Regions from separate parts of the Homo sapiens genome. Here region 2 is linked to region 1. The links are chromatin loops, found by intact Hi-C in ENCODE. Cell type or tissue: PC-3. All regions are shown on one strand. Links, peaks and the distances in the headings refer to the core of each region. The heading gives the core; the rest is flanking DNA. Region 1 overlaps TOP6BL (TOP6B like initiator of meiotic double strand breaks). Region 2 overlaps TOP6BL (TOP6B like initiator of meiotic double strand breaks).

The links. A loop is a pair of places that touch in the nucleus more often than their neighbours do. Peaks named below come from ENCODE experiments on the same cell type or tissue, not always from the same donor. Only the 100,000 strongest peaks of a DNase experiment are listed, where the experiment ranks them.
Region 2: a loop joins it to region 1, with 3 times the contacts of the local background. A loop is called at or near these places in 11 of 110 quality-filtered maps.

The regions. Positions count from the first base shown.
Region 1 is chr11:66,829,985-66,838,034 of GRCh38, forward strand. All of the region lies in intron 12 of TOP6BL (TOP6B like initiator of meiotic double strand breaks), which reads left to right. Among named protein-coding and RNA genes, the nearest start is that of RCE1, 9.4 kb to the right of the region's middle. In PC-3, for the core only: CTCF peaks have their summits at 4,451 and 4,652; a DNase peak (open chromatin) is centred at 4,447; H3K27ac peaks cover 912 bases.
Region 2 is chr11:66,745,397-66,753,446 of GRCh38, forward strand. The region is part of intron 1 of TOP6BL (TOP6B like initiator of meiotic double strand breaks); the gene reads left to right. Among named protein-coding and RNA genes, the nearest start is that of TOP6BL, 4.7 kb to the left of the region's middle. RefSeq lists an enhancer at 142-231. In PC-3, for the core only: no CTCF peak of the experiment used is centred there; a DNase peak (open chromatin) is centred at 3,905; H3K4me3 peaks cover 853 bases; H3K27ac peaks cover 1,350 bases.

The DNA.
Region 1 (8,050 bases), core at 2,468-6,467:
ACATAATTCTCTCAATAATTAATAGTTATGATAAGCAGAGACAGTCAGAACAATGCTTTCAATCACTTTGACCTAACTGGCATTTATAAAAACACTCTGTTCAACCACAGAAGAATATGCATTCTTTTCAAGTGCACAAGGCACTTTTAGCAAGATAGAACATATTCTAAGGCATTAAATATGTCTCAATACATTTTAAAAGATCTAAGTCATAAAAGTATGTTTCTGACTATAATAGAATTATTACAGCAAAATCAATAAAAGAAAGCTATCTAGAAAATCCCCAAATATTTGGAAACTAAATGACACATTTATAAATAACCTATGAGTTAAACACAGAAATCAAAGGGATATTAGAAATATTTTAATTTAATTAAATGGAAAAGCAAATTATCAAAATTTGTGAGATGTAGCTGATGTAGTATTTAGAGGGGAAAATGCCTGTGTTAGAAAAGAAAAAAGGCTCAAATCCATGAGATCACTTTCCAACTGAAACTAGAATAAGAAGAGCAAATTAAACACAAATTAAACAGAAGAAATGAAATAATAAAGATCAGAATGGAAATCAGTAACATAGAAACCAGAAAAACAATGGAGAAAAATCAATGAAACTAAAAGGTGGCTCATTTAGAAGATTAATAAAATTGATAAACATTTAGCCAGACTAATCAGAATAAAAAGAATGAACACAAATTATCACTATCAGAAATCAGAAAGGTAGCATCAGATATTAAAAGGATTATCAGAATATTTTGAACAAGTTTACAGTATATTTTACAACTTAGATGAAATGGACAAATTCCTTGAAAGATACGAAGCCCACTCAAGAAGAAGTACCCCTATATACCTGATAGCACTGTATCTGTTTTTAAAATTGAATGTTTAAAAACCTTACCATAATATCCTCAATATATAAAGAACTCTTAAAACTCATTAATAAGAACACAACTCGGTTTTTTTAAATGGACAAAATATTTGAACACACTTCACGAAAGAAGCTACAGATACACAAATGGCAGATAAAGACATAAGATGCCCAACATCATCAGTCACAACAAAGGTTCAAAAAAGAACCACAATGAGATAATCATTTCATACCACTGGAATAAAAGGACTGACTATACCACATGTTAACAAGCATGTGGAAGAAAGAACTCACATACACTGTTTGTGGAAATGGAAAATGGTACAAGCACTTCGGAGAACAGTTAGCAGTTTCTTAAAAAGTTAAATATATACCTATCATATGACCTAGCTCTTTCACTCCTAGGTATTTACCCAAGAGAAATGAGAACATATCTCCACACAAAGAATCATACACAAATCTTCATGGCACTTTTGTTATAGCCCCAAAAATGAGAAACAACCCAGTATCAACAGGTAAATGGATAAAAAAATTGTAGTAGATTCATATAAAGGAACACTATGTGGCAATAAAAGGAAAGAACTATTGATACACACAGTGACATGGATGAATCTCTGAATAGCATGGCAAGTGAAAAAATCAAAAACTAAAGGAGTACATACTGTTTGATTGCACTTACATATAATTCTATAAAATGCCAACTAATCTACACAGGTCAGTGGTTACTAGAGGATGGGAGGTGGGAGAGTTGGAATGATTATAAAGGGCAGCAGGATGCTTGCAGGGAGATGAATATGTTCATTATGTTGATTGTGTGATGGTTTCACAGGTATGCACATGTGTACTTAAAAATTGTACATTTTCGGCCGGGTGCGGTGGCTCACGCCTGTAATCCCAGCACTTTGGGAGGCTGAGGCGAGTGGATCACGAGGTCAAGAGTTCAAGGCCAGCCTGGCTAAGATGGTGAAACCCCATCTCTACTAAAAATATAAAAAAAATTAGCTGGGCATGGTGGCAGGCAACTATAATCCCAACTACTTGGGTGGCTGAGGCAGGAGAATTGCTTGAACCCGGGCGGCAGAAGTTGCAGCGAGCTGAGATCATGCCACTGTACTCCAGCCTGGGCAACAGAGTGAGACTCTGTCTCAAAAAAAAAAAAAAAAAAAACAAAAAATTGTACATTTTCTATGTATGCAGTTTACTCTGTCAGTTTATATCTCAACAGTTATAACAAGTATGGACACTTTCTTTTTTTTTTCTTTTTTTGAGACGGAGTCTCACTCTGTCGCCCAGGCTGGAGTGCAGTGGCGTGATCTCGGCTCACTGCAAGCTCCACCCCCCGGGTTCACACCATTCTCCTGCCTCAGCCTCCTGAGTAGCTGGGACTACAGGCACCTGCCACCATGCCCGACTAATTGTTTTTTCTATTTTTAGTAAAGACGGAGTTTCACTGTGTTGGCCAGGATGGTCTTGATCTCCTGACCTCGTGATCCTCCGGCCTCGGCCTCCCAAAGTGCTGGGATTACAGGCATGAGCCACCGCGCTATGGACACTGTTTCTGAGAAAATGAGTAACAGGGCCTTTGGTACCTCCTCTGCATCTGCTCTGCCCCTTGTACTTCTGCTTTCCTGATTGGGTGGGGAAGTTTAGGTGCCCAGGCACCCAAGGATCAAAGCATCTTATGGACTTTACCATCCTCCTCTTCAGTGTGATTAGAGAGGCACAGAGCAGCAGTAAAGCCGTTAGTGCTCCCTTCACCACCCCTTCCATGGCTGGCTGTGCCTTCTACGATGCACTTCCCAGGAACGTGTCCACTGTTCCTTTCAGCTGCTTCACCGCAAATACTCTTGCCAGTTTCCCTCGGACTTGGAAAGCCGCTGTCCACGCCTTGCGCAAATAAAGCTAAAATCCATTGTATCAGTTTCCTGGGATGCTGTCAGAAATTAACATCAACTTGAAGGTTTAAGAACAATCCAAATTTATTGTGTCACAGTTCTGGAGGCCAGAAGTCCAAAATCAAGGTGTTGGCAGGGCCACACTCCTTCCAAAGTTTCTAGAGGAGAGTGCTTCCTTGTCTTGCCTCTTCTAGCTTCTGATAAAAACTGTACCTTGGTTTCTTGTAGTTTGCATAACTCCAAACTGTAACTCCATCTTCACATTGCTTTCTCCCTGTCTCTCAAATCTTTCTGCCTTTTTTTTTTTTTTTTTTTTTTTTTGACACCGAGTCTTGCTCTGTCGCCCAGACTGGAGTGCAGTGGCAACGATCTTGGCTCACTGCAACCTCCGCCTCCTGGGTTCAAGTGATTCTCCTGCCTCAGCCTCCCGAGTAGCTGGGATTACAGGCGCCTACCACCATGCCCAACTAATTTTTGTATTTTTAGTAGAGACGGGGTTTTGCCATGTTGGCCAGGCTGGTCTCGAACTCCTAGCCTTAGGTGATCTGGCTGCTTTGGCCTCCCAAAGTGCTGGGATTACAGGCAGGTAATTAGGGATTTAGGGCCCACCCTAAATCCAGGCTAATCCTGTCTTGCGATCTGGAATTACATGTGCAAAGACTTTTCTCAAATAAGCTCACATTCACAAATTCTGGGGGTTAGGATTTGGACATATTTGGGGTGGGGGAGAATGCAGTTCACTACAGCCATCCACATCTTCAGCTTTCTAGGGACAGGTTCAGGGTAAGGCATGTGCTGTTATCATAGGACCCAGGATATAAGCGCAGAGGGACTCCTCAGGATCTAGGAGTGCTTCAGCCTCTGAAGTACTTTTACTTGGGCCTCTGTGGTATCCCAGTAAGACCTAAAAAAGATAATCTGGGCCAGGTGCGGTGGCTCACTCCTGTAATCTCAGCACTTTGGGAGGGCAAGGCAGGTGGATCACTTGAGGTCAGGAGTTTGAAACCTGCCTGGCAAACATGGCAAAATTCCGTCTCTACTAAAAATAAAAAAATTAGCCAGGCCTGTTGGCACACCCTTGTAGTCCCAGCTACTCAGGAGGGTGAGACATGAGAATCGCTTGAATCTAGGGGGCGGAGGTTGCAGTGAGCCAAGATCATGCCACTGCACTCCAGCCTGGGTGACACAGCAAGACTCTGTCTCAAAAAAAAAAAAAGATCTGACCTCTTTTACCCTGTTCTTTTGCTATAGTCATGGCTCATAGCCTCAGGGCCATTCATAGCCCAATTAATTTGGCATATGGCTAGTGAACTCAAGGTCTTACCAGTAGTCATAGGTCTTGGAAAGAAGGAACACTTACTGAATCCCTAATCTGTGCCGAGATTTTCACTTTAATCTCTGCAAAGATGTTATAAATTAGGTCATAGTTTTCCCATTTTACAGATGAGGAAACTGATTACAGAACTTTCATAATTTGCCCAGAATCACAGTCAGTAAATAGCAAGGCTAGAATTTGTACCGAGAGCTCCCGGCTCTGAAACCTGGTAATATTGTTAACACAGAGGACTAGGTTGCAAGCCCAGGGCAGATGAGTGATCCAGGTCATTGAGTAGAACCCATGATTCTCCACTCAACATCCTCTGGTAATGGCCATTTAGTGATAAATAACTTGTTAGTGGTACAAGAGTGGCACCCAGTGGCTTCAGCTAGAACTACAAGACTAAGGATGATAGGTCAAATTCTTTGACCTCTGGGCCATTCTGTTTCCATTTCTAAACAGGAAAGGTAGAATAGCTGACCTCTTGAGTAACAGGGAAGAAAACCATCTATTATATGCTTTATTGAGAAACTGAAAAAATGAGGGAGTGTGTATTCAGAGTGAACATATTCAGGGAAAGGTCATGCAGGAATGGAGAAGGTATTATTTTTGTTTTTATTTTTTTAGAAACAGGTTCCCGCTATGTTGCCCGGGCTGGAGTGCAGTGACTATTCATAGGTGTGATCATGGTGCACTACAGCCTCGAACTCCTGGGCTTAAGTGATCCTCCTGTGTCAGCCTCCTGAGTAACTGGAACTACAGGCGTGCATCACTGCACCTGGCGAGGAGTGGATATTTTAAGCCTGAATGTTTGAACAGAGACAGTGGGCCAGGAAGGAGTGAACAAGATAGTACTCCAGGGTTTAGTGTCATAGATATATGTAGGGACTGAGAACTTAAACCCAGAATGAGCAGGAGTAGTATCAAGGAGGCAATTTTCTAAGGAAAGGCATTGTTTCCGGCGGGTCGGGGGAGGGGGTAGACTAGAAATAAATGTCCCATAGAATGTTAAATCCAAGGTGTATTCTGAGGTCAGGGCTGTCTTATCTGGGGGACCAGGTGATGAATGAAGGGTGTGCAAGGCTACCAGAGAGGCCCAGAGCTTCATATCTCAATGCGGGTAGTTCCTTGATAAGACCAATTTCAAGATAGGAGAAAGATTTATCTATGACACGAGATTTTCCAAGCTAAAGCCAAAAAAAAAACCAAGTTCTGTCTCAAGATAAAAATATTTAGAAAATATCCTGTTTCTTTCTTTATGTCTTTAGAATTATTTTTGCCCCTCCTATGTTCCTTGGAATATAATTACTTGGGAACTAAAACTTGTTTTAGTAAACAATATATGATAGATCTCTCATGGAGATAATTCATATACCATAAAATTTACCACTTTAAAGAATAAAACTCATTGATTTTAAGTATATTCACTGTGCTGTGCAGCCATCGCCACTAAAATTACAGAACATCTCCATCATGCCATTAGCAGTACCTATTCGCAGTGAGTCCCAGTTCCCCTCTCCCTTCAACCCCTGGCAACCACTAGTATGCTTCCCATCTCTGTGGATTTGCCTATTCTGGACACTTCATATAGATGGGACCATACAACATGGGCCTTTATGTGCCTTCTTTCATTTAGCATGTTTCTAAGGCTCATCTATGTTGTACCATATAACAATTTCATCCATTCTTTATGGCTGAATAATAATCCATTGTATTGATATACCACATTTTATCCATTAATTAGTTGATGAACACAAGTTTTTTCCACTTTTCGGCTATTATGAATATGCTGTTACGAACAGCATATTTGTGTGGACATGCTTGTAACTGTCTTGGGTATATATCTAGGAGTAGAATTGCTGAGTCATATGATAACACTATGTTCTAACTTTTTAAAGAACTTTCGAGCTGATTTCCACAGTCTGCATCATTTTACATTCCTGCCAGCACTGTGTGATGGTTCCAATTTCTCTATACCCTCATTAACTGTTGTCATTGTTTTTCTTACTGCCATTCTAGTGCATGTGAAGTAATTTCGTGGTTTTGATTTGCATTTCTCTAGTGAATACTGATGCTGAGTATCTTTTCCATGTGCTTATTGGCCATTTGTATATCTTCTTTGAAGAAAGGTCTATTCAAATCTTTTGCCCATTTGCTGTTGTTGTTGTTGTTGAGACGGAGTCTCACTCTGTTGCCCAGGCTGGAGTGCAGTGGCGCTATCTCGGCTCACTGCAAGCTCCACCTCCCGGATTCACACCATTCTCCTGCCTCAAGTAGCTGGGACTTACAGGCGCCCACTACCACGCCCGGCTAATTTTTTGTATTTTTAGTGGAGACGGGGTTTCACAATGTTAGCCAGGATGGTCTCAATCTCCTGATTTTGTGATCCGCCCACCTCGGCCTCCCAAAGTGTAGGGATTACAGACGTGAGCCACCGTGCCTGGCCCTCTTTTGCCCATTTTTAAATTGGTTTGTTAAATTATTGAGTTATGAGAGTTCTTTACCTTGGGCCAGGCAAGGTGGCTCACACTTGTAATCCCAGCACTTTGGGAGGCGGAGGTGGGAGGATCGCTTGAGCCCAGGAGTTTGAGACCAGCCTGGGCAACATAGTGAGACCTCGTCACTACAGAAAATATGATTTTTTTTTTTTTTTTTTGAGATGGAGTCTTGCCCTGCCACCCAGGCTGGAGTGAAGTGGAGCATTCTCAGCTCACTGCAACCTCTACCTCCCGGGTTCAAGTGATTCTCCTGCCTCAGCCTCCTGAGTAGCTGGGATTACAGGTGTGCGCCACCACGCCTGGCTAATTTTTGTATTTTCAGTAGAGACGGGGTTTCACCATGTCGGTCAGGCTGGTCTCAAACTCCTGACCTCATTATCTGCCTGGCTCAGTCTCCCAAAGTGCTGGGATTATAGGCGTGAGCTACCGTGCGTGGCCTATAAATAAATTTTAAAAAGAGTTCTTTAATTTGGGTAACAGTACCTTAGCAGGTATGATTTGTAAATGTCTTCTCCCATTCTTGTGGATTGACTTTTCACTTTTGTTCATAGGAAGCACAAATTTTATTTTATTTTTATTTTCTTGAGACAGAGTCTCACTCTGTCGCCCAGGCTGGAGTGCAGTGGTGTGATCTTGGCTCACTGCAAGCTCTGCCTTCTGGGTTCACGCCATTCTTCTGCCTCAGCCTACCGCATAGCTGGGACTACAGGCGCCTGCCACCACGCCTGGCTAATTTTTTTGTATTTGTAATAGAGACGGGGTTTCACTGTGTTAGCCAGGATGGTTTCAATCTCCTGACGTCATGATCCGCCTGCCTCGGCCTCCCAAAGTGCTGGGATTACAGGCTTGAGCCACTGCACCTGGCCGAGAAGCACAAATTTTTAATTTTTTTTTTTTTTTTTTGAGATGGAGTCTCACTCATCACCCAGACTGGAGTGCAATGGCGTGATCTCAGCTCACTGCAACATCCACCTCCCAGGTTCAAGCAATTTTCCTGCCTCAGCCTCCTGAGTAGCTGGGATTACAGGAGCCCACCACCACAGCCAGCTAATTTTTGTATTTTTAGTACAGGCGGAGTTTCACCATGTTGGCCAGGCTAGTCTCGAACTCCTTACCTCAGGTGATCTGCCTGCCTCGGCCTCCCAAAGTGCTGGGATTACAGGCATGAGCCACCGCGCCTGGCTATGAATTTTTAATTTTGAGGAAGAAGATACCTATTTTTATACATCTGTATTCTTGAAAAGGAGCTGGGAGGATTGGGTTCTGGTCTCAGTAAGAACCTCTTTTTCTCTGTCCAAATTATTGAACTAACCAGTGTGGCAGGGCTCTAGGAGGCTACCGATGACTACAGAATATACCCTGTGGCTTCCCAGGTTTGACTTTCTCAGTCAAACTTACCTGGTGTAAGGCACTCTGCTAGCTGTAAAGTGATAAAGGCATGATGGCCCTTGCCTTTGAAGGGATTTAGGGTGTA
Region 2 (8,050 bases), core at 1,814-5,813, 85 kb before region 1:
TGCAGGTGCAGGTTTCTGGGTTCGAAGCAGCTGGACGTGGAAGGGCGAGGTTCAGAGGCCACACCTGTGCTCGGGGAGCTGCTCTGGAAGACGGCACTGAGCGCCTGGCGCCGGCCACGCCCCGTGTGCTCATTTCATTACCCACTTTCACGGCCGGTGCCCAATGGGACGTTGAGCTGCTGTTTGTGAGGGGTACTGGGCAGGTGACAGAAGCACAGGCTCTGAGGGCACCTGAGAGAGTACCCCCGGGCGTCCTGCCTGTTTGTTGTCATCAAAGAAGGCGGCGGGATTCCATTTTACAAATAACCGAACCTAGGCTAGAACCCAGGGCGCTGACTCATAGGCCAGTGTTCTTTTCCCAACTGCGCTGTCATACCGACATGAGAATATCTTTAGGGTTTGTTTGTTTGTTTGTTTGTTTGTTTGTTTTTTGAGACGGAGTCTCGCTCTTTCGCCCAGGCTGGAGTGCAGTGGCGTGATCCCGGCTCACCGCAGTCTCCGCCTCTCGGGTTCAAGGGATTCTCCTGTCTCAGCCTCCCGAGTAGCTGGGATTACAGGCGCACGCCGCTACACCTGGCTCATTTTTGTATTTGTAGTAGAGACAGGTTTTCACCATGTTGGCCAGGCTGGTCTTGAACTTCTGACCTCAAGTGATCTGCCCGCCTCCGCCTCCCAAAGTGCTGGGACCGGCGTGAGCCACCGTGCCCGGCCCGATATGGGAATATCGTAACAGAGGACGTGTGAAGGAATAGTTAGACTCTACACGTACCTGGAAACCATTCTTGTTAACTGGTACAAATGAGGATCTTAGTTCCCAGATCTCCCTGCCTTTAAAAAGGGGGTAATAATTTTCCTTGTGTTGCCTCCCTGTAAAAGTGAGAATCTGTTTGCATGAATAATAATGGGAGTTGGCCGGGCGCGGTGGGTAGCCTGTATTCTCAGCACTTTGGGAGACCGAGGCGGGCAGATCACTTGAGATCAGGAGTTCAAGACCAGCCTGGCTAACATGAGGAAACTCCGTCTCTGAAAAAAATACAAAAATTAGCGGTGGCTCACGCCTGTAATCCCAGCACTTTGGGAGGCCGAGGCAGGCGGATCACCTGAGGTCGGGAGTTCAAGACCAGCCTGATCAAAATGGAGAAACTCCGTCACTACTAAAAATACAAAATTAGCCAGGTGTGGTGGCACATGCCTGTAATCCTAGCTACTTGTGGGGCTGAGGCAGGAGAATCGCTTGAACCCAGGGGGCGGAGGTTGCAGTGAGCTGAGGTCGCACCATTGCACTCCAGCCTGGGCTACAAGAGCAAAACTCCATCTCAAAAAAAAAAAATTAGCAGGGTGTGGTGGCAGGCGGCTGCACTTCCAGCTACCTGGGAGGCTGAGGTGGGAGGATCACCTGAGCCCGGGAGGTTGAGGCTGCAGTGAACCATGATGATGCCATCACTGCACTCCAGCCTGGGAGTCAGAGTGAGACTCTGTCCCCTCTCTCCCCCCAAAAATAAATGAAATATATTTTATTTTCAATTTGTCTCGAATAAATGTGTTTTTTTTTTTCTTTTTGAAACGGAGTGTTGCTGTTGCCCAGGCTGGAGCGCAGTGACCCAATCTTGGCTCACTGTGGCCTCCACCTCCCGAGTTCAAGCAATTCTCCTGCCTCAGCCTCCTAAGTAGCTGGGGCTACAGGCACACACCACCACACCCGGCTAATTTTTGTATTTTTAGTAGAGATGGGGTTTCACCATATTGGCCAGGCTGATCTTGAACTCCTGACCTCAGGTGATCCACCGCCTCAACCTCCCGAAGTGCTGGGATTACAGGTGTGAGCTACCACACCCGGTCGATTAAATGTTTTACCCAGACATCTTGGAGTCCTGTTCAACTTAAAATATTGTGTGTAGTCTTTACTGCATTAGAACTTAGAAATAATAGCTAATATCTGTTAAGCATTTGCTATTTGCCAAGTACTGTGTTAAGCATTTTGCACATATTTTTATTTAATTTTTTTTTTTTTTTAGTAGAGATGGGGCCTCACTATGTTTCCAGGGCTCAAGCGATTCTCCCACCTTGGCCTCCCAAAGTGCTGGGATTACAGGCATGAGCCACTGCGCTCAGCGTTGCACGTACCTTATTTGTTTACTTTCAGCAGCAGCCCTATGTGGTAGTTTTATCCCCATTTTAATAGATGAGGAGTCTGTGGTTTGGAGAGATTAAGTAATTTGCCCAAGGTCACATGCTAGAATTTGGCACATCAGGGATTCAAATCCAGGTGTGGAGTGCAGTGGCCTGATCAGGGCTCACTTCAGCCTCAATCTTATGGGCTCAAGAGATCATCCTGCCTCAGCCTCCCCAGTGGCTGAGACTACAGGCACACGCCACCACGCTGGGCTAATTTTTGTTGTTGTTAGTAGAGATAAGGTCTGCGTATGTTGTCCAGGCTGATCTCAAACTGTTGAGCTCAAGTGATCCTCTCACCTCGGCCTCCCAAAGTGCTGGGATTGCAGGCATAAGCTACCGCGCAGGGCAGCATTAGCACTCTTAAATAGTATTCTGACCCTCAAAAGTGTTGATTTAATGAAAGATCAAGATGATTCATAACCAGATGCCACTCTTATTCATAGTCTTCATGTTGGCTTTTATTTGGGGCAGGAAAAAAGAAACAAGAAAAACAAACTCCCACTTAATTTTTCCCTAATTATTATTTCCAGATGAATTTATCTTCTGAATAAAGGAATTTATTGTCTCAATTTCCTGTCTTACTGGGCATTATGTTGAATTTCACTGACTCTTTTCTTATGTCACTCTCCTAGCTATTTATTTTGTTTAGACACAATACTCTGAACAAACCTAAATCTGACATTTTAGAAGCAAGAATACAATTTTTGGGGGGAAATTAGAGTTACTAATTTAACTGGGTCATAGAGATGTATTATTACTGTGATTTCTAAAGAAGATTATGTTTTCTTTGAATTGTGCTCTTTTCAGATTTTGAGATTTTTAATAATTCACTGGAAGTGTGACATAGATGTATCAAAGGGAGCATTGCTAGAAGGGCAGCTAGTGATTTCCATAGAAGGATTAAATTCTAAGCACCAGGCAAATGCTCTTCATTGTGTAACAACTAGTAAGTAGAGAAAGAAAAAATATTTTCTATCTCTTTTGTCATGGTTTATGTCGTAGCTTATTTAAAAATTTCAATTAGAATCTTTTATCATGTTATTCCAGGATTGTTCCATAATTATAAAATGAAATGATTATGTAATAAGTGTCTGGTGGTAGATTTACAAATGTATCATACAGGAAAGGTGAGTAGTTGAATGACTCTTACCATAGATTATTTATTTTACTGGTTTAAGTTAAAATTGCTCAGAAACAATCTTATTTTTCTCTTGATTTTAATCTACTTTGTCACAGCTAAATTATATTACATTGAGCTTTACCTACTTTTTTTTTCCCAAGTCTAAATTTTGGCAGTAGCAAAAAAAAAAAAAAAAAAGGAAAAATGATGAATGGTGCATACTGTGATTAGTTTGAAAATATCTCTTCCATTTGGCTTTCATGCTTTTATCATTTTTGCCTGTTGTCTTTGAGGGAAACCTGATGCAGTGAGTGGCTCTGAAGCATGAATTTTCTTAAACTTGAAGTGTTAGCTTTTTGTGTGTGTGTGTGTGGTGTGTGTGTGTGTAGGTTTATTGAAGGGTACTTTGGATTGAAGTTGCCCCTTCAGGCTTAGAGAAGTCACTTGGGCACCAAGTTGAGATTGGATAGTGAACTAGGCTTTACAAGACATTTGCTTACCTGAACAGGAATGACCTGTCTTGTCTTTGTGTATTAATATTAAACATCTTCAAGAGCAGTATGACAGGTTGGTTTGCTCTTACTCTGCATGAACTGCACTCTGACTGGCAGGGTTCCCACCACTCTTGAGAGAAATGCTTGGCTACGTGTCTAGGGTGATGGTTGGTCTGTGTGTGGTTGTAATAGTCTAATCCAATAAACTCTGGCCAGGGTAGCAAGGTTGATTTAATTCAAAGCAAAGGACTTTAGCCACAGTAGTTTTTGGCAAGAAACTCGATTCTGCATTTTGAGCCTGATGAACTTCTTTAGCCCACCTAGAATAGGGGGCATTTCTCTTCTCTTTATTGTCTCTGAGCTTTAAGTAATTATGGTTATAATTATTTATTTATTTATTTAGAGATGGAGTCTCACTCTGTCGCCCAGGCTGGAGTGGCGCAATCTGGGCTCACTGCAACCTCTGCCTCCTGGGTTCAAGCAATTCTGCCTCAGCCTCCTGAGTAGCTGAGATTACAGGCAGCTGCCACCATGCCTGGCTAATTTTGTGTGTGTGTGTATTTTTAATAGAGATGGAGGTTTCACCATATTGGCCAGGCTGGTCTCAAACTCCTGACCTCAAGTGATAGTGATCCACCTGCCTCTGCCTCCCAAAGGGCTGGGATTACAAACGTGAGCTACCGCACCCAGCCTATGTTTATATATTTTTTTTGGGTAGGAAACGTGGTGATACATGCTTGATAAAAAACATTACAGAAACATATATTGTGGAGAGTGAGACTTTCTACACATCTCACGCCTTTGAGATGATTATTAACATTGAGTATATATTCTAGATTTTCCTTTTTCCCCCTACTTGCCAAGGATAATCTGTCTTCTAGATTTTTCTATGCCTACGTTCTTAGTTATCAATATCCATTTTTTAGAACTAGAACTATACTATACATATGACTGTGCTATGTACCAGTACTTTGTGGGCAGCATTTCATGTTAGCATAAGGGATCTATTTCATTTTTTTTGTAAAAAAATGTACACTTATTTAGTTTTAGTTTTTGTCAGTTACACACACATATGGTTTTGGCTGGGTGTAGTGGCTCATGCCTGTAACACCAGCACTTTGGGAGTCTGAGGTGGGCAGATCACATGAGGTCAGGGGTTCGAGATCAGCTGTCCAAAATGGAGAAACCCTGTCTCTACTAAAAATATAAAAATTAGCGGGTTGTGGTGGCACACACCTGTAATCCCAGCTACTCGGGAGGCTGAGGCATGAGAATCACTTGAACCTGGGAGGACAGAGGTTGCAGTGAGCCAAGATCGCACCACTGCACTCCAGCCTGGGTGACAGAGTGAGACTCCATCTCAAAACAAACAAACAAAAAACCCGACAGTACCCTGCGTGCTTCCCCCATCTCTCCCTTCCCATCTTTCTCCCTCCTAGAGGCTAATACTTTTAACTCTGTTAATTGATTATTTAATATTTATCTTTGATCTAAGTAACATGTTTGTGTTGTTGTATCTTTTTTTTTTCCCCCAAATATGGTCTCACTCTGTCACCCAGGCTGGAGTGCAGTGGCACAATCATAGCTCACTGTAACCTTAAATGCCTGGGCTCAAATGATCCTCCTAACTCAGCCTCCTGAGTAGCTAGGACTACAGGCATGTGCTACCATGCCTGGTTGTTTTATTTTTGTATTTTTCTAGAGACAGGGTCTCTTGCTATGTTGCCCAGGCTGGTCTGAAACCCCTGGGCTCAAGCAGTCCTCTCACTTTGGCCTCCCAAAGTGCTGGGATTGCAGGTGTTAGCCACCACGCCTGGCCAAGATGTTATTTATTTATTTATTAATTTAGAGACAGGGTCTTACTCTGTCACCCAGGCTGGACTGCAGTGGTGCAATCACTGCTCACTGCAGCCTTGACCCCCTGAGCTCAGGTGATCCTCCCACCTCAGCCTCCTGAGTAGCTGGGACTACAGGCATGTGCTACCATGCCTGACTAATTTTTGTTTTGTTTTGTTTTTGTTTTTTGAGGCAGAGTCTCACTCTGTCACCAGGTTGGAGTGCAGTGGCGCCAGGATCTCGGCTGGCTGCAACCTCTGCCTCCCAGATTCAAGCGATTCTCCTTTCTCAGCCTCCCAAGTAGCTAGGACCACAGGTGTGCACCACCACGCCCAGCTAATTTTTGTATTTTTAGTAGAGACCAGGTTTCACTACGTTGGCCAGGATGGTCTCGATCTCTTGACCTCGTGATCCACCCACCTCAGCCTCCCAAAGTGTTGGGATTATAGGCGTGAGCCACCGTGCCTGGCTGACTAATTTTTTTTTTTTTTTTTTTATAGAGATGAGGTCTCCCTATGTTGCCCAGGCTGGTCTTGAAGTCCTGGACTCAAGCGATCCACCTGCCTCAGCCTCCCAAACTGCTCGAATTATAAGCATGAGCCATTGTGCTCAGCCCTAAATTGTTATATCTTAATTTTCCTTTTTATAGGCATTTATTGATTTTCCACCATAGAGGATGATGGCTCTCTTTAATATCTTCACCTCTACCATGTGTCTTTCTTTTAATATAGTTATAATTTTCCAACCACGTAGATCAATATTTACTCATCATGACCATAAAATGCAGTTTAGCCATATAGAAAACTATGATTACTTTTCTTTATAATTTCCCTTCAGTTAATACTTATTTTATTTTCTGTTTTTATCATCTAGTCAACTCGCAAACTTCCAGCATTTGTCTAAATCTACTCAATATATTCCAGTACATCAGATAATATATCAGTTTCATCCTCCTGAAAAACTCTTTTCCAGTGTATCCTGACCTGCTCTAATTTTGACTTGATGCTTTCTGTATCTGGTGCACAGCTGTTACCTTGGAATCTTCCCTTCATCATTATTCAGAGTGTTTCTGTAGTTTTTCTCTTGCATTGGATTTTGTGCTTCCTGAATCCCTCTCTCTCTTTTTTTTTTTTTTTTTACTTGGCTTACTCCTTGCTTTGATGGATCTCAGGCTCCAGTAGCTTCCTTGGAAAGAGTGTTTGGAAGGTAAATTTCTTGAGACCTTACATCTCTGAAAACATCTCCACGTATACCTAATTGATAGTTTGGCCATATAGGATTCTAAGCCAGAATTCATTTTTCCTTCAGAATTTTGATGACATTGCAGCATTATTTTCTAACTTAAGGTGTTGCTATTGAAAAATCTAAAAATCTTTCTGATTACTCTGTATGTGACCTGTTTTTTCTTTTTTCTTCCCCTCTGTGTAAGCTTTCATTTTTATTTTTTTGAGATGGAGTTTCACTCTGTCACCCAGGGTGGAGTGTAGTGGCATGATCTCGACTTACTGCAACCTCCGCCTCCCGGGTTCAAGTGATTCTCCTGCCTCAGCCTCCTGAGTAGCTGGGATTACAGGCGTTACACCACCATGCCTGGCTAATTTTTGTATTTTTCATAGAGATAGGGTTTCATCATGTTGGCTCGGCTGGTCTCGAACTCCTGACCTCAAGCGATCCACCCACCTCAGCCTCCCAAAGTGCTGCGATTACAAGCATGAGCCACCGTTCCCGGCCTCTCTGTAAGCTTTTAGAATCTTCTCTTTATCCTTGTATTAATTACAGTAAATAAGGGTAGGTGCTATAACAAACCCTAAAATCTCAGTGGCTTGGCCAGGCGCGGTGGCTCACGCCTATAATGCTAGCACTTTGGGAGGGTGAGGCCAGCGGATTGCCTGAGCTCAGGAGTTTGAGACCAGCCTGGGCGACACGGTGAAACCCCATCTCTACTAAAATACAAAAAATTAGCCAGGTGTGGCAGTATGCGGCTGTAGTCCTAGCTACTCCAGAGGCTGAGGCAGGAGAATTGCTTGAACCTGGGAGGCGGAGGTTGCAGTGAGCCAAGATCACACCACTGCATTCCAGCCTGGGTGACAGAGTGAGACTCCGTCTCCAAAAAAAAATATATATATATCAGTGGCTTAACACATAAAATGTTTAGTTTTCTTGTATTTCACAGTCAGATGAATGTGTGTGTATGCAGGCAAGCAGGCAAGTATTTTGTTTTATGCTATCTCTGTCTTGCGGGTGTATCCTTCTCTAAGTCCTCTAAGTTCTCTCCAGCTAAGGATGGGGAAAGAGAGCAGAGCTTATAAATGGAAGACTTTTATGGGGTAGGCTCGGGAATTGGTATGTTACTGCTGCTCACGTTCTATTGGCCAGGACTTAGTCTTTTTTTTTTTTTTTTTTGAGACAGAGTCTCACTCTGTCA